Regions from separate parts of the Homo sapiens genome. Here region 1 is linked to region 2. A link is a loop called in an ENCODE intact Hi-C map of the cell type or tissue named here. Cell type or tissue: ovary. All regions are shown on one strand. Links, peaks and the distances in the headings refer to the core of each region. The heading gives the core; the rest is flanking DNA.

Region 1 (12,018 bases), core at 1,299-9,298, 47 kb before region 2:
AGGTGATCTGCCCGCCTTGGCGTCCCAAAGTACTGGGATTACAGGCATCAGCCACCGCGCCCAGCCCCTAAATTCAATTTCTATTTTACGAAGTACACCTTAATTTTTTTTATGAAAATCATAAGTACACTTCTGTATAATTTGAGTATGTCAGCAAAACACATTTAGAATGAAATCAATTATATAAACATTTTTTTCTTGAGAGAGAGTACCTACCTTTTGATTAGCTCTTCAAAATGTTGATATCCCCAGAAAAGCCAAGATTCACTGTTCTACAAAGACTGAGAGTATAGGTGCATTTATAGTTAGAGAGTGATGGATGGTTTTTCAGAAGAGCCAGAGATTTTTCAGCAGCATCCATAATGATGATTTTGGGACATACTCATTTGAAAGTACTAATGTCTCAATTTGTTTTAAGATGACAAAAGCAAAATTTAAATATGATACTTGTGAGGTTTCAATTGCATGATCTTGCAGTTTATTAAGGGGAATGTGGTTATAAATACATAATCATATTATAGGTATTAAAAGGTATATGAACATGTAAGTTATCAGAGCTGATAATAATTCCTGATTATTATTATTATTATTATTATTATTATTATTATTATTATTTGAGACAGAGTCTTACTCTCTCACCCAGGCTGGAGTGCAGTGGCACGATCTTGGCTCACCACCACCTCTGCCTCCCAGGTTCGAGCCATTCTCCTACCTCAGCCTCCTGAGTAGCTGGGATAACAGGTGCGCACCACCACGCCCAGCTAATTTTTTGATTTTTAATAGAGACAGAGTTTTGTCATGTTGGCCAGGCTGGTCTTGAACTCCTGACCTCAAATGATCTACCTGCCTTGGCCTCCCAAAGTGCTGGGATTACAGGCATGAGCCACTATGCCCGGCCGTGATTATTAAATGATTGTTTCTTGCTATGAGACTATGTCCAAGTGTTGTTAATGAAAAAGTATGGTGTGTGAGCTCTTTGAGACTGGGAGCTCTACCTTCCTTGTTCTTTGAATTTCCCTAAAGACCTACTGTCTTGGCCTCCATTTTTTTTTATATCTGCCATAATCTATTCCATAGTCAGGTAGCATAAGTGCTTACTGTGGGTCTGGTTCTCTTGCTTGCTTTTTGTCTTCTTCCTGCCTCCACATAATCATTATCTTACTGACTCTCGTCAGGTGTTTTTCCCTTTGTCAATATCCTCTGCTACTCCTCTAAATTCTCCTCTGATTTTTTTTTTCTGATATTCTGTTGTAATCTTTGCTCAGTTAACCAGCTCTGCCTTGTCAAAGGCCTCCTTAAATTCCCCCACGCTCCAATGTCTTTGCTTGGCGAGAAAGACCAAGAGCATGAGCATTCAACAAGGATCCCCTGAACATGCTGTGGTTGGTGTCAGGCAATATGCTGGGTGCTGGGAATGAGACGCACAGTCTCTACCCTCCAGGAGTTAAAATCCAGGCAGGTTAAACAGTCTGGCAGGATCTCCCAGGACCTTCTGTCACTTAGCAAGGAAGGAAAAGGGCTGTTGAAAATGAATAGTTTGGGTGCCACTCATTCTGCTGTATTTATCCCGTGATGTCCCTGGCGTTTGCATGGGTGCTAAATAAGCTGTTTCTCAGTCTTGTGTTACAGAAGAAGAACAAAACTACACAGTTGGTGACCATTTTACAAATAAATTCATTTTTAAAAGTCAGTCATCCTGAGAATATTCCAATTTCCCCCACCACTCCAAAAAAGCCCCAATCCTTTCCAACCACTTGAGGATGCAGTAATCCTTTTTTTTTCATTTTTTTACTGTATTTTTAAAATTTTTAACTTTTATATTTAGTTCAGGGGTACAGGTGCATGTTCGTTACATAGGTAACCTTGTGTCATGGGGATTTGTCATACATATTATTTCACCACCGAGGCATTAAGCCTAGTACCTGTTAGTTTTTTTTTATCCTCTCCCTCCCATCCTCCAACAGGCCCCAGCATGTGTTCCCCTCTGTGTCCACGTGTTCTCATCATTTAGCTCCCACTTATTAGTGAGAACATGTATTTGTTTCTCTGTTCCTGCTTTAGTTTGCTAAGGATAACAGCTCTGCAAAAGACATGATCTCATTGCTTTTTATGGCTACATAGTATTCCATAATGTCTATCCGAAGTGCCACATTTTCTTTATCCAGTCTGTCATTGACGGGTATTTAGGTGGATTCCACGTCTTTGCTATTGTGAATAGCACTGCAATGAACATATGCATGCATGTGTTTTTATAATGGAATGATTTCTGTTCCTTTGGGTATATACCCAGTAATGGGTTATGCATCAATACTTTGAGGAAGATTGCTTTGGACTTTATTTAATCCATCAGTCAGTCAACAAATGCTTACTGAGCACAGGTTGTTAGGTGCCAGGCACTGAGGACACAGCAGAGCCCAGGACAGATCCCGTGCCCTGAAGAATTTCCGGGTGTACAGTACATCACTGTGCCGTGATGTACTGTGGAGACAGCAGATGGGGGATCTATTCCATCACTACCTGCCTCATTTCTTTTATGCCTGGTCTAATTTCCTTCAAGTCAGATAAGTACTATAAATAGCTGGTTTGGTTTGCTCAGCAGAACCAAACTTGAGCTCCTGATTTCAAAGCCCCTGGGATGTGGTGAGGTCCCTTCAAGTGGCTCCCTCAGTTGCCGGACAATGACCTGTCTGCGGTTGCTGCTGATTTCACTGACTGTGTGGGATCACTTTTCAATAGACAGCTGTAACCTTAACCACACCGCATTGAGTCACAACAATATCTTTTTTGCCAAATTCTTCAAGAGGGGCTGTCTCCCACTCATGTGTACTCCTGTGAAACTCATAAAGGTGGATATGATTCATCATATTGCTAAGGCTTTTTCCAGAAATATCTGCATTCAATTTCTGTGAAAACAAAGGAAGCAAGCTTTCTCCTTCAAAAACATGGGATACAGGATTCAAAGCACTTAAAGGCAAACATCCCATCAGAATGAGGTTTTAACCATGTGAGATTCCATACTTCCCTTCACCCTATACAATCTCTACTTTGCTCCAATGCTTTGAGATCTGACACATGTTCCTCTATTCTCATTCAGGCCCCTAGACTAACATACCCTGGAGATGACAAAGGCTTTCTACAAATGACACTATTGGTCTTTCCAGTTCTTACCAACACAAGGAATGAATACCATTCTGGCCAGAGTAGTGCTCCTATAGATTGGGGGCCCATCTGCACTCAGTTCTTTTAGCCATCCCTCTGGAGCCCAGATGAAGGATGACACACCTGTTGCTGAGTCCCAGTGCCTGTTGGTTACTCTCCAGTGCTTGGAGTGGTATTCTGGGCTGACGAGGGCACCCACTCAGTGCCAAGACTGATTGTTTGGTCAACAGATGTCTGGGCCACCAAGATACCCTCACAGGGAGTCCTTTGGTCCCAAAACTTTGTGATGTTGTAGCTCTGGATAGCAGATAGATTGCTTAGGTGTGGCGACCCTGCCTTGAAATAAGAAGGCAGTCATGGGAAGTGGAGAGTGCAGAGGAGAGGATGGGGAGTGTGTTAGGCAATTGTTACATTGTTATAAAGAAATACCTGAGGCTGGGTAATTGATAAGGGAGGTTTATTTGGGTCATGGTTCTTCAGGGTGTACAGGAGGCAAGGTGTTGGCATCTGCTTCTGGTGAGGGCCTCAGGAACCTTCCAATCATGGTGGAAGGTGACAGGGAGCAGGTACATCACATGGTGAGAACGGAAGCAAGAGAAAGAGAAGGAGAGAGCCTCAGACTCTTCTAAACAAACAGATCTCAGGTGAATTGGGCAAGAACTCACTTACCACTAAGAGGGGATGGTGCCAAGCCATTCATGAGGGATTCACCCCCATGGTCCAATCACCTCCCAGCAGGCCCCACCTCCAACAAGGGGAATAATATTTCACCATGTGATTTGGAGGGTACAAACATCTAAACCATGACAGGGAGAGAGAGTGGCCCTAGGTATCAACCAAGGAGGCCACAGCCCAGGTACTTGGCCTGCGTCATGGCACTGCACCCGCTGACCACTGGGCCTATTTAAAACATTAAATGTGATCCAAAGAGGCTTTTGGTGGCCTTGTATCTGTCATGACATTTCAGCATGCTGCCATCTAGTGGACGTGTCCGTGGACTGACTGACTAGTCAGAGGAATTTGGACCCCTGGATCATCTTCTTCTCTATCAAATTGAGCAGTCAACACTGGGAACTTTGAAGTGAAATGTGATCTCCTTACTGGAAATTGTAGTAAAAGAAGGAAGTGGAGACAACAATGGACTATCTACGATCCAGTCTTCCACCCAAGCTCCCTAGGAAGATACTTTCATGGGTGGGATGTAGGTGGCTGGCACGTGATGTTAACAATCCCCTTGTGCTTGGCTTGATTGCTGCTGGAATATCAGTTTTTCCTTGCTTTCCCTATAGGGAAATCTGCTAAAGAAGTTGAGTCTCTTCATCAACATGTTCCCTGCAGTGGGTACTATTTCAAAGGGCTCAGTTTTCTCATGGTGTCCACTTCGCCTCCTCCTGTCCCTCCACTCCCATTGCGATCAGAGCAGAACCTCACTTTCACTGGCATCTCTTCTTGTTCAGTTAGAAAGTCTTTATGAGCCAGTGGCCTGTTTATTAAAATCCAGTCAGAAGAGTAGTGATCCAAATCCTATTGATCCCACCTCATTTAACTTAGTGAATTAAATACTTAGGAATACAGGGTGTATCTGGCTAGGTCAAGGTGACCAGAACAAGGTTATCTATGATTGATTATATATTTTAAAATATTATCAATATCTAAGCTTAAACATATTCACTGTGACTCAATTCTCTTCCAACAGAAATATTAATAATCCAAATAATATTCTTTGTGAAATAACCTGAATACAGACTAACATTTTTCCTTCTCTCCTGTTGTACCTCCTAAAGTGAAATGATCTTGAACAGAAGTGGAAGTCATTGCCCACTAGTCCTATGGCGAGGGTACATTTATCTCCCATTAATCTCTGTTTCACAACTGCCACCATGTCTATGAAGTTGGCCTTCTGCCTCCACAGATGTCCTAAGCCTAAAACACTTCCACAGATGACTTGGCTTCAGCTTCATGGACCACATAATATCAGAAATCAGCCATCATTTTGCCTCTCAATTTTGGAAAGCATTGTTCTACAGTGAAGGCTTACTTACATCCTTGGCTGTGCCTCAGAATCACTTGAGTTTTAAAAATGTACATGTGCCATAATTTGACACCTGAATATTCTGATTCTGTAGACTTAGGATGAGATCAATTGTCTGTAGTCTTAACTCCAGTGATTCGTTGTCAGAACAAACAGCCGACTGTTCTAGACCTTCCAAGTCTTGTTCCACATGTTCACTGCCTGTTGTGTATAGACCATTAGCCATATGGAATGGATCAATTCATACTCAAATGGTAACTCCAGAATAGCACCTCTTACTAAAAAAAAGACAAATGCTCTATGTATTCCCAACAGAATTCAGTTGTGATGACACACCATAGTTCACTGGCCAGAACACTCCCTTTGGAATCCATTACTCTTCCACTTCTACTGGTCCTCCACCACCTCTGGCACCACTGTTACCCCAACAGCTGGTCAATATTAAGCTGTCGTCATATACATATAAGGAATTCAGTAACTAGTGCTGGGCCCTGGGAGACTGGGGGGAGATTTGTGAGTCTGGGCTTGATTCCAGATACAACACACATTTTGCCCAAGCCAGCTGCTGGAAGACCAAAACTTCTGACTCTCCAAGGAAACAACAGATGCTATATTCCAGGTCTTTACACCCCAAGCATTCTACTCATGCTCATCCAAGACTCCAGACTCCCTTCTCTACCTTGAACCCTTATGTACATGTTTGAAGAGGTTCTGGGAACATAGTGGCATTAAAATCAGCCACTGGGTCAAACAGCTAGGCGAAGAAACCCTTCTCCCACCTCAGAAATGTCCTGGGGCACATTAGGGCCTGCTCTGCATAAGCCTGGGGGAAGCAAAATCCCTCTCCTGTTGGTGGAAGGTGGTGTCTAAATTCAGTGAGCCCCTTGTATAATTCATCCTACTAAAACCCAAGGGTGCAATTATCTTTAATAAAAGCTACTCACTGCAGCCATATTCTTTGACTTGGAGAATGTTCCCAGTCTCTGTGCCCACCCCCTGGTTCAAATCTTTTCACTTAACCGTGGTTTCCTTGGCTTCCAGCTGGTGGCCTCCCTCGCATCTGTATTTTCTCTCTCTCCCCGCAATCCTAGCCTGGGATTGCATTCCTGATCGGCCGTCCTACTGGGTTCTGATTTAAAGATGCTGCTTCCTGGGTCTCCAGTGGTCAAGTGACTTTTTCCCTTAACATCCTTTCCAGCCTCCTGGAGTAGAACATCATGGCTCAGGCCTAGTACCCATACTCCAATTTTTTGAGTAGGTTGGGGGGCTAGCCCCAAGGACTCAGTAAGAAAAATTAATACCCCTTCCTGAATGTAGGGAAGGAAATGCAGAAGAACACTTAATCCCCGTGGGAGTCTTCCCTCCAATTCCCCAAGCTGTGACCACCAGTCCTGAGGTCTTTCTTAATTGCTGCATCATTTTAACTTACGATTTTTCATCTTCTTTCATCTGACCAGATTGTTAGCTCTCTGATGGCAACAATGTGCTACCTAAACTTTGTTTCTTCGTAGTATCTGGTGTAATCTTTTACTTCAAATAGGGGATCAAATAAATATCAATACATATAGATGCTATGAAATAGGCAAACACATATCACTAGTGCCTTCTCTACACAAAGATAGAGGTAAATGTGATGGGTTCAGGGGTTTCTGTGATTTTAGGTAAGATGTGCTGGTTGGGTATCAGAGGCTTCTAGAGGGAGTCAGTGACAGGGAGGGACTGCTCAGCCTCACAGGAGGGGGAGTGTATTAGTCTGTTTTCACACTGCTGATAAAGACATACCTGAGACTGGGTAATTTAGAGAAAAAGAGGTTTAATGGACTTACAGTTCCACATGGCTAGGAGGTCTCACAATCATGGCAGAAGGCAAAACACACATCTTACATGGCAGAAAGCAAGAGAGGGAATGAGAACCGAGTGAAAGGGGTTTCCCCTTATAAAACCATCAGATCTCATGAGACTTGTTTACTACCATGAGAACAATATGGGGAAAACTGCCCCTATGGTTCCATTATCTCCCAGCGGGTCCCTCCCGTGTGGGAATTATGGGAGCTACGATTCAAGATGAGACTTGAGTGGGGTCACAGCTAAAGGATATCAGAGAGAGCATCTGACAAATGCAGTGGAAGGATTTCTTGAGAATGACTGAGTTCATATCCCAAATGAGAACCATACGCAATTTCCTATAGATTTTTCCAGATCTCCCCCTCAAAGCAATAAGGGGCATCTGCTGGATGGCTGTAATCATGTTCAGTTCTTCCTCATTCGTTAACCTGTGAGGGCATTCACCAGAGTGGGCTCAGACTCTTGCGTGTAATCTTTTTCCAGGCCCTGGGGTTTGTTCTGCACCAGCTGTGCTGTGACATCTTTTATTTACCCCCATCAAAGTCCACAGGACTAAGCACAGAAAGGAACTGGTCTTTTCTGATGTAATTGCTTTTACCACAGCCTATAAGTCATGAATCTTTACCTGTTGATTTTTAGGAAAAGATTTTTTTCCCAATGTGTTATGCAAAATGCTGGCTATATTCTCTTCAAATGAACGTTATGCAAAATGCTGGCTATATTCTCTTCAAATGAACGTTATACAAAATGCTGGCTATATTCTCTTCAAATGAACGTTGCCTCTTTCTGTCTTTCTCTACCTGTATGAACTTCTGCTTGGGTTCTCTTTGCAAGCTTTATTCTCTGTGGCCAAGAAGGATCTCTTTGCCCAGTGAACATATTGTGTGCAGTTGTTTCACACAGCTCTGGTGGGTGCAGCTGCTGCTTGCTTGCAGTCTGAATTGAAAATGGATTTTCCTCTATGCTGCTGTGACACTCCCTGTGGCCGGGAATGAAACAGTTCGAAGTATTCTCATCATCCACTCACTTGGGCTATGTGGCAGGCCTGGAGGAGGCGTGGTTAACAGGAGGATGAAGAGAAGGAGAGTTGCTGCTGCTGTTTGTAATTAGAGACTAAGGTTGTTTGATGATGAGGGTAAAGAGTACATAAGAAATATCTCTACAACCCATAATCAATTCAATGTGATCAAAACAATAAATATACATACAATAAATATACATACAATAAATATAATGTAATCACTGCAGAGCCAGTAATCATTTCTGAAGACAGGGTAGCAGGTGTGAGAGGACGTAGGAGGAGGTAGAGGGCAGGAAAGTTGGTGAGGAACTCAATGGGGCAGCTGGGTCTTATGGCGACATAATGTAACAGAAAGGAAATACCTGAGAATGAAAGGAATGAGAGAGGAAAGGTTAAGTACCTGGAACCTCAAAAGGATCTTTTATTTTTTTGAGATAAGGTCTCACTCTGTCACCCAGGCTTGAGTGCAGTGGTATGTTCATGGCTCACTACAGCCTCAACCTCCTGGGCTCAAGCAATCCTCCCACCTTAGCCTCCGAGTAGCTGGGACTACAATGATGCAACACCATGCCCCGCTAATTTTTTTTTTTTTTTTTTAGTAGAGATGGGGTCCTGCTATATGGCCCAGGCTGGTCTCAAACTCATGGGCTCAAGTGATCCTCCTGATTTGACCTCCCAATAGTGCTAGACTTTCAGGCATGAGCCACCATGCCTGGCTAACCTTCAAAAGAACCTTGCCACCACTGCCAACACTCAGAAACTCTGAAAAGTTGGAAGCTGGCTCTGAGTTAATGAGCTGAGTTTGTAAGTCTTTTTGACAAGAGATCAACTGCTATGCTCGCGGACTCGTGCGTTGCTCCGTCTTGGTTTCTTGACTTTGGCCTGAGCCCCAGCCCGTCCCTGTGGGTACAGGTTTTATGGACTGATCGATCCATGTGACTGCTTATTTTCCTTCATACTTTCTACCACCATTTCATGGAGAACTCTGCTTGCTGCCAGCCTGTATGTATCTTCAGGGACTTGTGTGACTTACTTTCTCCTGCAGTGCTATTATCAGAAGATTGTATCTTCTTTAGGTGATTTTTCCATATCAGGCAGCTCTATAAAAATGATAACAGTGGGTGTAAAGTAAGTTTTGCATGAAATCTTAAAAAATATTCTACCTAGTGGCATTATTTTTCATTTGCATTTGGAGGGGACTGAAGGCTGAGTGAGTGAGTGAGAAAAAGGGACACCTTGGGAGATGCGTTTTTGGCAATAGAAGAGGAGGCTTTTCTGGTGTGTGGCTTGGCTTTTTTTTTTTTCCTTTTCTTTTTTTTGAGACAGAGTCTCATTCTGTCGCCCAGGCTGGAGTGCAGAGGTGCCATCCCAGCTCACCTCAACCTCCGCCTCCCGGGTTCAAGCAATTCACCTGCTTTAGCCTCCCGAGTAGCTGGGATTATAGGCGTGCACCACCATGCCCTGCTAACTTTTATATTTTTAGTAGAGACAAGGTTTCACCATGTTGGCCGGGCTGGTCTCAAACTCCTGACCTCAAGTGTTCTGCCTGCCTTGGCCTCCCAAAGTGCTGGGATTACAGGCGTGAGCCACTGTGCTCCCCCTTGTTTTGTTTTGTTTTGTTTTGTTTTGGAAAGCAATAAAGCCCAAAGCTCAATTTGTTTTTGGTTTGCTGCAGTTGCTGAAAAGAAACACTTTGTCTCCAGCAAAGACAGAAAGGAGGACTTTATATAGCAGTAATGTGATCACAGATATTTGATGTGGCCTCCATAATGAGGCCAACAGTGAGAAGCAAAGACAGTTCTCTAGAGGAGGTCAAGGCAATAACAGGTAAATGAACGCTGTGCTAGATTCAAAAGATGGGATTTTGGTCTGGTGAGGTGGCTCATGCCACTAATCCCAGTACTTTTGGAGGATGAGGCAGGTAAAGTGCTTGAGCCCAGGAGTTTGAGAGCAGCCTGAGCAACATGGCAAAATCCCATCTCTACAAAAAATACTAAAATTAGCAGAGCACGGTGGTGCCTGCCTGTGGCCCCAGCTACTCAGGAGGCTGAGGCAGGAGGATCACCTAAGCCCCATACTGCCGTGGGCTGTGATTGTGCTACTGTACTCCAGCCTGGGCAACAGAGTGAGACCGTATCTCAAAAGAAAAAAAAGTGGGATTTTGAATACATCTGGAATTATGGCTGAGTTGTCTCTTGTAATATAGGTGAGCCATTGAAATCAGAGGTCCTGGATTCTGAATAGGGCTGAGTTACATCTGTTCTCATGAAGTTCTGGACAGCAGCTGCTTGTGTGTGTGTGTGTGTAGCTTAGCTCTAAGACAGAGCTAGGTTATGAGAGCCTGTCTTATATTTTTTTCTTTTGGTGTTGAAAAATAAATAGTTTTGTGTGTGTGTGTTTTGTTTGTTGTTTGTTTTTGTTTTTTTTTTTTTTTGAGATGGAGTTTCGGTCTTGTTGTCCAGGCTGGAGTGCAGTGGCGCGATCTCGGCTCACTGCAAGCTCCACTTCCCGGGTTCAAGCGATTCTCCTGCCTTAGCCTCCAGAGTTGCTGGGATTACAGGTGGGCACCACCACGCCCAGCTAATTTTGTATTTTTAGTAGAGACAGGGTTTCGCCATGTTGGTCAGGCTGGTCTCGAACTCCTGACCTCAGGTGATCCGCCCGCCTCAGCCTCCCTAAGTGCTGGGATTACAGGCGTGAGCCACAGCGCCCAGGCCAATACATTATTTCTTTTCACAACTGAGACATTCTGGGGCTCATGTGGAAGCATTCAAAAATACAGTCACTGGAAAGACTTTAGTCAAGCCACTAACAGCTTGCTGGCAGAAAATAAGGAATTGAGAGATGATCTCAGTGGTACTGTGAACGTCTGTGTGAACTGAGAAGGTTTTCCTAGTCACAGGACAAGGCTGCCTGCCCTTCAGTTTGTCCTCCCCACCACTTCTATCCTGCACACAGCTGGCAGCTCTCATGAGCTGTGTCCTGAAAGAATAACCAAACATCCTTTGTTCCTCACCAAAGTTCTTCGGTAACTCCCCTTCTTCCCCGACTCCTCCCAATTCAATGTGTATATTTAAATCAAGAACGGTTCATATTGTAAGAAACTGAAATACATAAAAACTTTAAAACTCTCAATTTAAGTATAAATTGCATCTGTCGTTACGCTGCCACCTTGCTACCGTAATGACATAATCTTGGCAGCCAATGGACAAATTTGAAACACGTCAGTAAGTCTTTGAAGTTGTGACATCACACATGTAATTGTACTGAACGGAACAGGTTCATGGAGAGTCTCCCATTTTTACTGACAGCACCAAAAACATATGCTAATACAGTGGTGCGAGTCGCCATTCATTAAACCACTTATATTGTATTTCCAATGATAATTGTGAAGGCATGAAAGTGCAAAACATACGCCCAGGGAGAACTTCTGGAGTGCTGGCAAATTAAGACCCTGTCATGTCTTGAGGGGCAGAAGATTTTATCGTATTCGCTGTTTTGCTAATATAATAGCTAATTATGCTAATATAATATAATATATATAATATATAATAATAGTCAATATTTGGGAAGATTTTCTACATGTTAATAGTTGCAAAACTGTATTCCTTTTTTTTTTTTTCTGAGATAGTGTTTTGTTCTTGTTGCCCAGGCTGGAGTGCAATGGTGCGATCTCGGCTCACTGCAACCTCTGCCTCCTTGGTTCAAGTGATTCTTCTGCCTCAGCCTCCCCAGTAGCTGGGATTACAGGCGTGTGCCATTGTGCCTGGCTAATTTTGTATTTTTTGTAGAGACAGGGTTTCTCCATATTGGTCAGGCTGGTCTCGAACTCTCGACCTCAGGTGATCTGCCTGTCTCGGCCTCCCAAAGTGCTGGGATTACGGGTGTGAGCCACTGTGCCCAGCCTAGAACTATTGTTTTCAGGGGAAGGGGATGTGGGGGTATTAGTCCGTTCTCACAC
Region 2 (12,018 bases), core at 1,572-9,571:
GAAAGAAGAAAAACAGTGGATACCAGAGGAAAAAAAAAAGCTGCTTTTCTTTCATGATTAAATTACTGGTACTACAACACATTCGGCTGCCAAAAACACTAAGAGCTGTTCTTTTTAGAACCTTAATGACAAATACACAGGAATGACATCTAATTTGCCAAACTTGGTTATTTTTAAACTAGAGTAATCTGTTACTATTTAAAATTTAAATTGTGATGACTTTGGAATATTGTTCCTTATTAGGTAAAGTAATTTAAAAACCAAGGTTTATAAACTCAAGCTTGTAACTTCCCAAAGGCAAATTCTCTTTGCTTCATAGGTATGCCTGAATTTAACAAATGAGGCATTTAACTAACAAAATGTTTTTCTTTTTCTCCTTGGGCTTAAAATACAGGGTCAAAAGGCAGTGGTACATCAGATAATAGAAAACATCTCTTAAAAAGCTTACTTTTAAAAACTAAATGAGATAGCAGCTTAAAATTCATAGACAATGTAATTTGAAGGTTAAAGAGCTACATTAATTCTCAAAGAGCTAATGCGTCATGAATGACAGTGACTGATATATACTGTATTGGTCCAGCAGCAGCCTAAAGTGCATACCAGCCCTTACAATGCAGGTGTACCAAGGCTGGTGACAGGTGGTGTTATGTGTGACTAGAAAGAAGGAAGAAGAAGGCAGAAGAAGGCAGACTGCAGTTTAATGGGTTTAAAAATGAAAATAGTCTTCAGAAAAGTTTTATTTTCCTTGCTATCTCAAACTATAAAGGCCAAGTTAAATCTACCTTACTACACAACATGCAAAGTGTTGTGTTTGGGGATTTCAGGTGGTTCTAGTCAACCACCTTCCTCAGGGGCAACTTCTCTCCTTTCAGTTTGCCTCTTCGGTCTGGGTCAGTTACCAGGTGTGCCTTTCACAAAAGGAGTTAAAGCTATTCTTGTGAGGGTAAGCTATGTTTTAAGGTTTATGAAAGCTGCATCTGCGCTGACATAGCCATCTCTCCCGGAAACACCTGGGTCAGGCTGCCTCACAGACCTCCTACCTGACGTCTAGTATTGGCCCTGTGAGATACTTTTGTGGGCCTGTGGCTATCATTCTTGTATAGTATACTGTACAAAGGATATGGCATTTTAATGAGTCTGAGTAAGGCCGGGAAGTTATGATGAAACAAATGAAGGCAGGGTCATTTGTGTTTAATTCATTTAATCCTTAGGATGGCCCAGTTATTTCATGGGCCATTCTGTATTACAGTTGTAAATAGGCCAAAGTAGAGTGAATACTTCAGTCCAATCTTTCAACTACTTCAAGAAAAACAACCTGATTGAATCAATTGTACTAACTTCATGATTCAAGGTACGTTTTCCATCTGATAAAACAAGGAAAATTAGGTAGATGATATATAGCTATGGAAGAATTTGGAAAAAAAAAAACTTTCTTCTTTCTCTTCCTTGTCTTAGGCTGGTCAGTAACAAAAATTACTTGAGTTAATTCTCTTTTGTAAATTAGAGCAGTGTAAACAACATGGTCTCTACTTGGAAATAAAGTTAGAAGAAGTATAGTAATTACTATCATACCATTTGTTGGACTAGTTCAACACTCTGAATTTCTCTTTAAATTGAAAACAATTATTCATTTATTAATATTTCTAACTATTGAGAATGGATGAAATCACAGCTCTGAGTAGTAAGCTTGAGACACATTAATTCAGATGTGGCTAGTTTATGTGTATTGCATACTTTCAAAGAAAGTATGACTGAACTCATCTAAAAACGGAACAAGACCAAATTCTAAAAACGGTGTCTACCAATGTTTCCTGTTGCTTTTGCTGAACTCTTTCATTATGTTTGATAAGCTCAAGTTTTTGCATTCTTAGAAAAACTTGCAGAAGGAAAAACTATGCTGAAAAAAGGAGTAAAGGTCCTATCTTAACTTTTATTCCCATATTTGATCAATACATGTATCCACTTAAGAAGAGTTATTTTTTCATGGATAATAACTAAAGATCTTAATCTACAGAGGAAGTTGTAGATGTAACAATGCATAAAACATAACAGTGAGAATGAAGACAATGACAGGATCCTAAGAAAATACTGAAAAACGATATGCCATAATATATTGCAGCCATCCCTAAAAGTTTCAGGTCAGTTAATTTAATCATTTAGAAATGTTAGATATCTTTGATCATCTTTATTTAAGAGGGAAAGTCAGAGGCCTGCTGGTTATTTAAGCAGGGCAACTAGCACCATCTACACAGAACCGTCATTACTTTACTGAAGATACTAATGTCACATAAAATTTTAAGACGTGGGGAAGTGTTTGCAGAGAAACTTTTTAAAGTTTATAGAAAGACACTTTTAGCATTTTTTAAAAAGCAGGACAGTAATTGCTGGGTGGGAAAGGAAACTCAATTTAAGTATGTCAAGTCTGCTATAATATTGGATTAGTTCGATTTCTTAATCTTTGCCTTACATAGATTGCTATGCTTCATATATGCAGATATAGATTTTTAAAAAGGCAAAAAATGTACAATATGTCTTAAACTTAATCGAATCTTTTTGAGTTGGCTAAATAACACTTCCTATTTAGCTTACTATTCAGGATCTGAAACAAGGTCCAATGCTTTCATCACATCTTCCAGAAGTGAATCGGGTATGAATCCATTATCTAGGGGGGAAAAAATCAGAAACAACTTGAAATAAGAATTTACTTCAAGAAATGCTATTAATGCTGATCAGGTTCCAGGAAAAAAAAATCGCATAAAAAATACAAAGAGTTAACATACTATTCCTTAAGTTTATTTTAGGCATAGTGCCTATTGCTATTAGAGACCCTCTTCTATTTGTTTTCTTGGAAACATCGGCAAATACTTAAAAATATTTTTTAACTTGAGAACTCCGACGAAAGCTTAAAGTCAAATTACTTGATCTTTAAACAGTGTTACAGCGTTAAGTGGGTAAAATATTTTTCTACTTAAAATCTTAGGTTTATCTTTCAATAAACAAAGTAAACCTTTACATTTGCATTTAACAATTCAATTAAAATAATTCTTTACCAACAAATTCCCTTTGTCACAATGTTATTTAGTTTCTTGAAGGAATGTCAGTGATCCACTGATACTTAGACAACTGACAGATTAACAGCAAAGGTATTCTAAAACAGACTTGGTGATTTAAATGAAAGCTGTAGGTTTAAAAAAAACAGCCCTGAAATGAAGAGTCAAACTAATGCTGATGATGACTACTTTATGGAAAATGGTCCAAACTCTGATGATGCAACAGACCATGACACACACAAAGTCCTTGTGGGGTAGTTTGAAATGAGAGTGGTTTTAAACAAAAGTTGTTTATTCCTTAAATGTACAGTGCCCAATTTTCCCTATCCATTTACTCATTCCTGAAGATTGTCTCAGCTTTAAATCAGCTTCCAATGTCCTTCAGGGATTAGATGATTAAAAAAAAAATCTTGCCATGGAGAACAAGATGTCCAAAAGCCCTGCTCCTATAATCAAACTACAGAATAAAGTGTGCAGTTGCTCTTTCAGGGTGTGGAATTGTACACTATCTCTATCAGAAAGGAATGAAGTTATGATTGTAGAAAGGTCTTTTCTATTCTTAAACCTCTTTTCTATTCTTAAACCTCATAAGGAGCTGTTTACCCATTTGAAGACAGATTGGCCTTGACTAAAAGGTTATGAGTCATCTAGAATAATTAAAAATGTGCAATTTTTTAAGTGAAGGGTTTAGAGTAATTCCAGTTTGTTAAGTTACCAATAATTTGAGGTACTGAGAATAAAGACGACCTTGGTTGAAGGCACTTGTGAAAACATTCAAGCTCTGGCTCTGTGGGCTTAGCTTTGATGAGTCTGATCACTGATTTTGCTTAAGTTAAGTCATAGCTAAAGGCTCAGCGTCTCCGAATGTGAAACAGGCTTTATGTGGCCACCAACAGACAGGAACAATTAGGTTTCTGTGTTTATAGGCTATATCCATTTGATATTACAGGTGGAGTCTCCCTCATCCAAAATGCCTGGGTCTAGAAATGTTTTAGATTTCAAATTTTTTCTGGTTTATGAATATTTGCAAATATATAATGGCTGAACATCCCTGATCTGGTCCAAAATCTGAAATGCTCCACGGTGTCATATTGGCACTCAAAATTTTGGAGGATCAACCTTTCGGGTGAGGGATGCTCAGTCTGTACACCGTTTTTCAGGAGCACTGACAGCATGTACTTTGTCATGGCTGGCAGCCTTTCCGCAGAAACCATAACCTGCAACTCAGTTCCCACCCCAACCAAGAGCTAATTGGCAAATGACAACAAAAACAACAATGTGACCTTCTTAACAACATGCTTATATATGATTAACCTCAAGCTTAAACATTTTTAAGGTAGCTATGAGATTTACAACTCATAAGCACAGATATTCTGAAGTGTAACCATAACTGTACCCGGTCAGTAACTCTACATTTTGTACATTTAGTATTTTAAAACTAAAGATGTAATAGAATTTTCTCAATAATTCAAAACTTTTAATATACTCAAGATTAGAAGAGATTTCAAAATTATTTTCCTTTGTAGAAGACTTACTTTGACATGTTAACCATACCTACAAAAAATTCCTTAGAAAAAGGCCAGAATCATTAAGTGTAAAAACAGATGAAACCTAGGTCATCTGACATTTCACCAACTGACTCCCTAGAGAATAAGGAAACAGAGGCACAAAGATGAAAAGACAACCTCAAAGTCAACAGCAAAGGAAATCTCAGAGAATACCATTTGATTAGTCAAGCAGATCTATGAAGAACTAAAAGAAAAAAATAGAACTTGCATACACTGGTAAATTAACTACATAGATATCAACACAAAAGAATGGGGACTATGAGGCAGGGCAAGCAAAAGAGGGCAGAGCAGCCAGGATGGGAAACGGCTAGCATGTACATACTGTAATGCTGTTGGATTGTGGCTGAAAGGAGGAAAAAAGCTGTTGGTTTAAAATTTTAAAAGATTTTTACCAGTTGAATATCCAGATTGCTAAAAGTGTCAAGTCCTTAGAGATTGTGGGGAGGAATAACTCAATGCAAAGGAGCGCTGATGAAGGACAGTGAAAGTGAGGCATGTAATTTCCTGGATAAGATAACTATTTCATAACTGGGAGGAAACCTGAGTTGGGCTTTCAAAGGAAATATAAAACAATCAGGATTTCTGTCCTGAAAGATTAAGAAATAAACAGGAGAGCCTAGCAGGTCTCAATTTTAACAGAGATACTAGCTAAACTGGACACTGCAGGAAGAGAAGCCAAATGTTGGATACTCAAAACTAACAGAGAAGCTGGAAAAAGGTTTCTCAGAGTTGTGCAACAAACAGCTTATAAGGAAACTGTGAAGCCCACTGTACTTGAGACTAACATTTTCCATACACTGTGGGAGAGGGAGACTACAGTTTCTTGGGAATTAAAAAAAAAATAGAATTTAATAAAGCCTTAGTATTTATTAAATTGTAGGTCTATATTCCTATTGAAAAAGCAAGTGACCTTTTCCCCAAGGCCAAGTCACACACCAGAGCTGAGCTTTTCCAGACCTCTTTGGCATTACTTCTGGCTCCCCAGTGGGCAATGAGTTCTGGAGGGCAGGGAGTCCAGATCCCCAGGGCCTAGCACAGTGGTTGACTCATAGCTGCTCGTTAACATTTGTTACTTTTAATGATACAAGCTCATAAATAAGTAGCTCATTTATAGCTTGTACTGCAAATTCACTTTTATTATGGGATGGAAAAGGTACAAAATATGGTGGCACTATACAGAAAACTGTTAGCTGGGGATGCCTGACAGAAACAGTGCTAACAGTGACGGGAGGCCACAGCAAGGGCACAGGGAGGAGCATTTATTTAAAAGGAACAGAAAAGACAAGGCAATTCTAGAGAATGCCTAGGGAGTGGTGTATATTAAGCTCTACCTACAATAGTCCAATTATTCTTAAAGATTAAAAAAATGCAGTACACTGAAATCAGACAAAATATGGCTGTCAACATATTTTAGCAACTTAACAAAACAAACAGCTTCAGATTTAAAAGAAATGGTGTTGCTTCCTGACATATAATTGTACAAGGGGGAGGGGATAAAGGAGAAAGAAGAAAACAAAATTCATTATGTATAATGTGAAAACCTGTGATTAGCAGTTCAGACACTACCTATGTAGACCTTGATGTCTTTGGAGGTTATGGAATAAGCTCTGTGCCACACATTTTTTAAAAAAACAACACCATGGTTAATGTATTGAGTGCTGACTAATCATATAAAGTTACTCTTAAGTCCATTTTACAGATGAAAAACTGAGGTAGGAACTCGTCCAACATCACACAGCTAGTGAGGCGTAACGGATGGAGCCATTTTCCTGGTATCCAGAGGCACTAGAGAATTGTTGTTGTCCAGTATCTTTGATCATATTAATATATCTTTATCAATCATTTTACAATAATTCCTATAAAACATGTACCTGAATACGAAGCACATATCCAAACATTTTCTTCCACAAAAAAGACACACAAAAATAAACACTGTGGACTTTCTCCAAAGCTCATGTGGAACACTTTGAATAGACCTGATAACTGCTTCTCTTTAAGCTGAGTAAGTGTGCTAGTCTCCCCTTTCTGAATCTGAGATTAAACTGAGCCAATTATCTAGAGGTGATACATCAAGGTCCCACAGAAAGTACAATTTTGTTACTATTCAAATGAGAAATTAACAGTTAAAAACTATATTTTTGACCTTGTTTTATAAGTATGCTTGATATCAAAATAAGTACTGGGCTCCTAAGATCCTCAAGATTCTGAAATGGGCAGAAATTGCTCAACTAGAAGCGAGAATATCAAATCCTTACTCCATTAAATTAACAGTTCAAAGTAAACTTAAATTTAGAAAGGTTAAAAAGTACCTTTTTATGACTTTAGCCTTTCAAGAAAGATACTGGTAGTAGAGAGAAGGGGAAAGATTGCTGAAACACTTAAAATCTAGTCTTGGTTCTCACATTTAGGTATGTGGCTCTGGAGAAGTGACTCAAACCATCAAAAGGTTGTTCTCCAAAGAACAAAAACAAGGATGATGATCCCTGCCTATCTCCTAGGTTTGTGGCAAGGTTTTAATGAGGTCATGGAGGTAAAGTGCTTCAGAAATCGTAACATTCCACGCAAATGCCACACATCATTCTTAGATAGATCCCCAATTTCATACCAGGTTTATGCTCCAAACGATCAGTACTAAATCACTTGTTTACACTATGGAAGATGTGGTCTCATAGAGGCAATGCTATAAATGGTGACTGGCCTGTACACGCCTATTTAATTAGGAATATACCCACAGCACAGTGTTAACAGCGTGACTGCAAATCCACCTACCTGTCAGAGAGCTGGGTTTATCAACCAGGGGTGGGAGCTAAAAGTGAGATAAAGATATAAAAATACTCCTGGGTACCTTCAGTGTCCTTCTAGGTCAGTTATTCTAAAAGCATTCTGAGGAGGGTGACACAGGATAACTGTCCCTATACCAGCCTCTGCTAAATGGAAACTGTATGTAAATGCTTGTAAGAACTTTCTGCATACTAAGTGTTCTGAGAACGCATGATTTGCTTACATCCTGAAACAAAAGCATATCATTTGGGGAAAGAAAATTAAATTAGCAGATTAGTTTGTAAGTGAAAAGAAAAAAAACTGAAAAATTAATCTACTTTTAATCCTTCTTAGAGCTGACTATACACATAGCTAAACCACGAACAGTGTGATATTTAGATGAAAAGTGGATTTTATCTTCTTCCTAAGTCATATATAGAGGCATACTTTCTAAGCTATCTGAATAAGTTTTGCTTGCTTTAATAATTCAGTTTATAGTCATGATAAGCTGTCACATGTAACTCTGTAGATTAAAAGCATTTAGTAATTTTCTTTGTCTAAAAGAAATACAACAAATTTTCATATGCATCTCTCACAACTCAATTCTGAAAAATTGCACTGATTATAAATTATGTTTTAGTATTGGTAATATGAGAAATTCTCATTTTCCTTGGTACACTGTAAAAGAAAATAAATAGTACAAGCCTGCTACCTCATTAGTGATTACTAAAAGCAAACAAAGCTACTACTTATGACAACTGTCTCCTACTTTAACAACCTTAATTTCAGTATCTTTGCAGCATTGATGAAATTTTTTCAGCCTTACAACATCAGCCTTCTAAAGTTTAGGGCTCCTATGTCTGCTCTGAAGGCATTTTTTCATGCCTTTATTCTTTAATAGTTATTATCTCCTAAGATTTTCTGATCCTTTCCTTTTATGTTTCTTTTCTCAAGAAAGTCATTCACTCCGTTTCAACTGTGGTTCCAAAATCTTCACTAGTAAAACAAAACACAACACAACACATAACGATTACATGAAAGCCATGTGTTTGGTTTTGGAATGTTCATAGTTATACTGGGTTAAGAATATGACTATTACCTTGGACAACTGCTTGTACCACTGGGCAAGGTGCTTTCCACATTATTCATTTAATATTCATAACGCCTCTAAGAACTAGTTACAGTTGTTCTAAGACTGATACCTAAGAAAACAGTAGACCTAAAAGTAACTAGCCTAAAGTTATCTGCTAGTAAGTGGTAAGAGAAGATATATTCTTAGAATTTGCATGACATGGATTTTCAGAGAGGAAAAGAGCAGATCACTAAGTGTACAAAGTTTCAAGACAGAAGAAAGTAAAGATAACTGAATCCATTCAGATATCTACAAGGACTTCACGGATACAGCAACTTCCATTTCTACACGGTACTTCGTAAGGGAACTCTGAAGTATGACAACTTAGTTTTGAAGTTATACTTGAAAGGTCAGTGAGTTAGCTATAATAAAGTCTTAACCGTTACCTAAATATGTAAACACAAAAGTGATCAAAACAACCTCAGTGACAATGACTCAGTAGACATTTTAATGATATATATGTGAACTTCTAAAAACTATACTTTGTTAGGTAGAATAGCTAAGCATAGGCTCCAAAGTGAATGATTCAGATGATCTTCCTCTGCTTCTTTATCCTGGGAGGTCAATTATACAGAAATATCCTGGAAGATCTGTTTATTTAATATTCGTTTGGATAAGTAAAGAAGAAAATGATTTACTTTTCAAACAGTTTGTTCAAAAGGTGGTATTTTTCCCTGTTTGGGGTCAAGATTAATCAGAGGGGTCAACTACACCTTCAGTACTCCAAGAAACACAGAAACCCAACTCAACAAGGACTTGTGTGCTATTTCATTTGTTCCCATTTTCACTACTTTCCTTTTAAAATGTTCAAGAAACACAACTTACATTTCATTAAATAATCCAATATATCTTTTGAATAAAATCAGGTCGCTATCAATGTATTTCAAACATATGAAGACATAAAACACAGAGATGATGTTAAAATCTTTTACCTTCTGGGTCGTAGGTTTGAAAAACTCTTCTGGCTTGTTCTGAAGGAGCTTCAGGGGCAACTAAAGCCATATCCTGAAAAGATAAGAAGCATGTTGTCAACCAGCTACAGTATTATGACATTAAAAAGAAAACAGATACTAGGGTAGGCAGACATAATGACATTGGAGTCAGAAGACTTTGAGTTACATTTGTATCATAGATGTGTAACGAGATAGGTCATAAACTCTCCAGGCCATTTATTTTACGTCTGAAAAGTGGCAATAAAAGCTTAACCACAGAAAAGTGTTGTGAATAATACATGTGGAGTTTTACATAAATACTTAAAACACTGGGGAAAAACGTCTAATACAGGTAGTTACTATAAAAATGTAGCATGAAAAAAAAAAACAAAAAACAAAACAAACACAAAAACAAAACCCAAACCATTTTTTCCACATTTTTTTGTTCAGGTAAGAAGAAATAAAATATACTCCAGTTTTCAAATATTCGAAAATAAAATCCAGAGATTTATTATAGCAAATAATGATACAATGAGATAGCAATGCATTAAAAATTTTAATTTAGTAACCTAGTCAAAGCTCAATCAACTTCTACATGTCCAGAATTTTAATTTTTCTGAACTCAAAGGAAACACCCTAGAGGACAGAAATTTCTTTCCCCCATAAAACAAATTCTCTACCATGACTAATTTATCACAGAAAACATTTATCAGGATTCTAAGCACAAAAATTGTGTTCTCTTTGATTCTTTACATTTACCCCACATATCTAAGCCATTATGAAATTCTACTTGACACACATGAATCTAAAATGTAGGCTCCTGTTGTTTACCTCTGGTTAGCTTTTACCTATAATTGTCTTTGCCTATAATGGTGTTTACTCAGACAAACGTCATCAGAGGGTAAGTTTCCAAGTATCCCTTCCTACTACCTTGAATCCTTTTTATGGGGTACAAATGTTAACATCTAAACTGCTGTTCCCCTGTGAACACAATTTTTGCAAGAAATGTACTTCTTAACTGTTGTTCTAATATCTCACCTTTACTCTGTTCACAGGTGAAGAAACTAAGAATCAGAGGAGTTCTAACTGAGCCATGAGGACTCGATTCCTGAAAACCTTATTTATAAAAAACAGGAATGGGAACTAAAACAAGGCAACCTGTGCAAGCCCTTACAAGTTTTTCATGTATTACAGTAAAAGGTAAAGCAACTTAAAAACCACTTGACATTTTTTAACATTTGTAAAATTTTGTAATGCACAGTTGTCTCTCATTTACCATCCCTTGCTAGAAACTTCTTAGGCTCACCCTTCACTGCATTTCCAACATTATTTTGCTGATAATGTATACGCCCAAGTGACATGTTTTCATTTGGCTTAACTTTCAATGCCTTTTTGATTTTATGATCTAGTCCTTTATTGCTGGACCCTTGAATTGTATCTAGTCTTCTGCTATTACAAAAAATGCTGAATCAAATAAACCTGAACATGTAACATCATAAACGTGCAGTTATATTTGCACAGCAGGTCACCAGAGTGGGATGGCTGGGTCAAAGAAAGGTTTATTTAACCTGAACAGTATTTCTTAAAACCCTCTTTCCTTTTTCTGATACATTACCAATACAGCCTTAGCTCTATAATTAACTCTTATGCCAAAGCTAGGACTGCAGTGTTGGCTCTCAGATTTAGGGAGCAATTGCTGACATGTGGGTTATTATTATTCCTCAGTTCCCTTTATCACTCCCAAACCTTAGTTGCAGATTTCTACATTTATTCTAGTATAAGCTTTAGCTCCCTTAACTATTTCTAACACATTTTTCTTTTTCAATTGTCTCCGTTAGACTGTTGAAATTTATAGATGAACACCATAACCTTTGAAATTCTGGCTGAGAAGGTACATGGTTACAGATTCAAATTTTATGCAGAGGGGAACTTACAGGGGCACAAAATCAGGATACAGTTATTCTTTCTATTCGCCATCTGTTACATTCTCAACCTTTTTTTGCGGTCACCAATGAATGAGGAAAAGTTCTGAAATGAGTTTTAAGATACTGCTGGTAATTTCTAAGTATTATTTAAAACTATGATCTAAACAGAAGAAAAGGGAGTATCAGGTTACTTTTTTCTGGGTTAAATCTTTTTGGGGGAAAGGTAGTAGAAATGTAACTGAAGCGTTACTTCAATATTGCTACAAAGTAAAGTTTGGGAAATTATCGCTGTTTACATAGTAGAGGGAAGCAAGTAGAATTCCAGATTTTAGCCATAGAAGGTTTAGATCAGATTCTCTGGCATTAAGGAGCTGACAGTTCAGGAGTGTAAAAAGAATTTAAAGTAAACTACCTGATGCCTTGTCTCTAAGTGCCAAGTGTTTTTTTTTTTTTTTTAAATACTCTGCTAGTGGTTGGGCACGGTGTGTCACGCCTGTAATCCCAGGACTTTGGGAGGCCAAGGTGGGCAGATAACGAGGTCAGGACTTAGTTAGAGACCAGACTGGCCAACATGGTGAAACCCCATCTCTACTACAAATACAAAAAATAGCTGGGTGTGGTGGCAGGCTCCTGTTAACCCAGCTACTTGGG

The links. A loop is a pair of places that touch in the nucleus more often than their neighbours do. Peaks named below come from ENCODE experiments on the same cell type or tissue, not always from the same donor. Only the 100,000 strongest peaks of a DNase experiment are listed, where the experiment ranks them.
Region 1: it touches region 2 in a loop (2.5-fold over the local background); 3 of 110 quality-filtered maps call a loop at or near these places.

What each region holds. Positions count from the first base shown.
Region 1 is chr10:15,740,312-15,752,329 of GRCh38, forward strand. The region is part of intron 1 of LOC124902383 (a long non-coding RNA gene); the gene reads left to right. Among named protein-coding and RNA genes, the nearest start is that of ITGA8, 26 kb to the left of the region's middle. In ovary, for the core only: no CTCF peak of the experiment used is centred there; no DNase peak of the experiment used is centred there.
Region 2 is chr10:15,786,658-15,798,675 of GRCh38, forward strand. It overlaps MINDY3 (MINDY lysine 48 deubiquitinase 3), which reads right to left. Exons shown (of 15, transcript NM_024948.4): 11 at 9,443-9,515; 12 at 2,590-2,662. LOC124902383 (a long non-coding RNA gene) reads left to right here. Exons shown (of 4, transcript XR_007062071.1): 2 at 10,498-10,642. Among named protein-coding and RNA genes, the nearest start is that of MINDY3, 68 kb to the right of the region's middle. In ovary, for the core only: no CTCF peak of the experiment used is centred there; a DNase peak (open chromatin) is centred at 5,624; H3K27ac peaks cover 3,333 bases.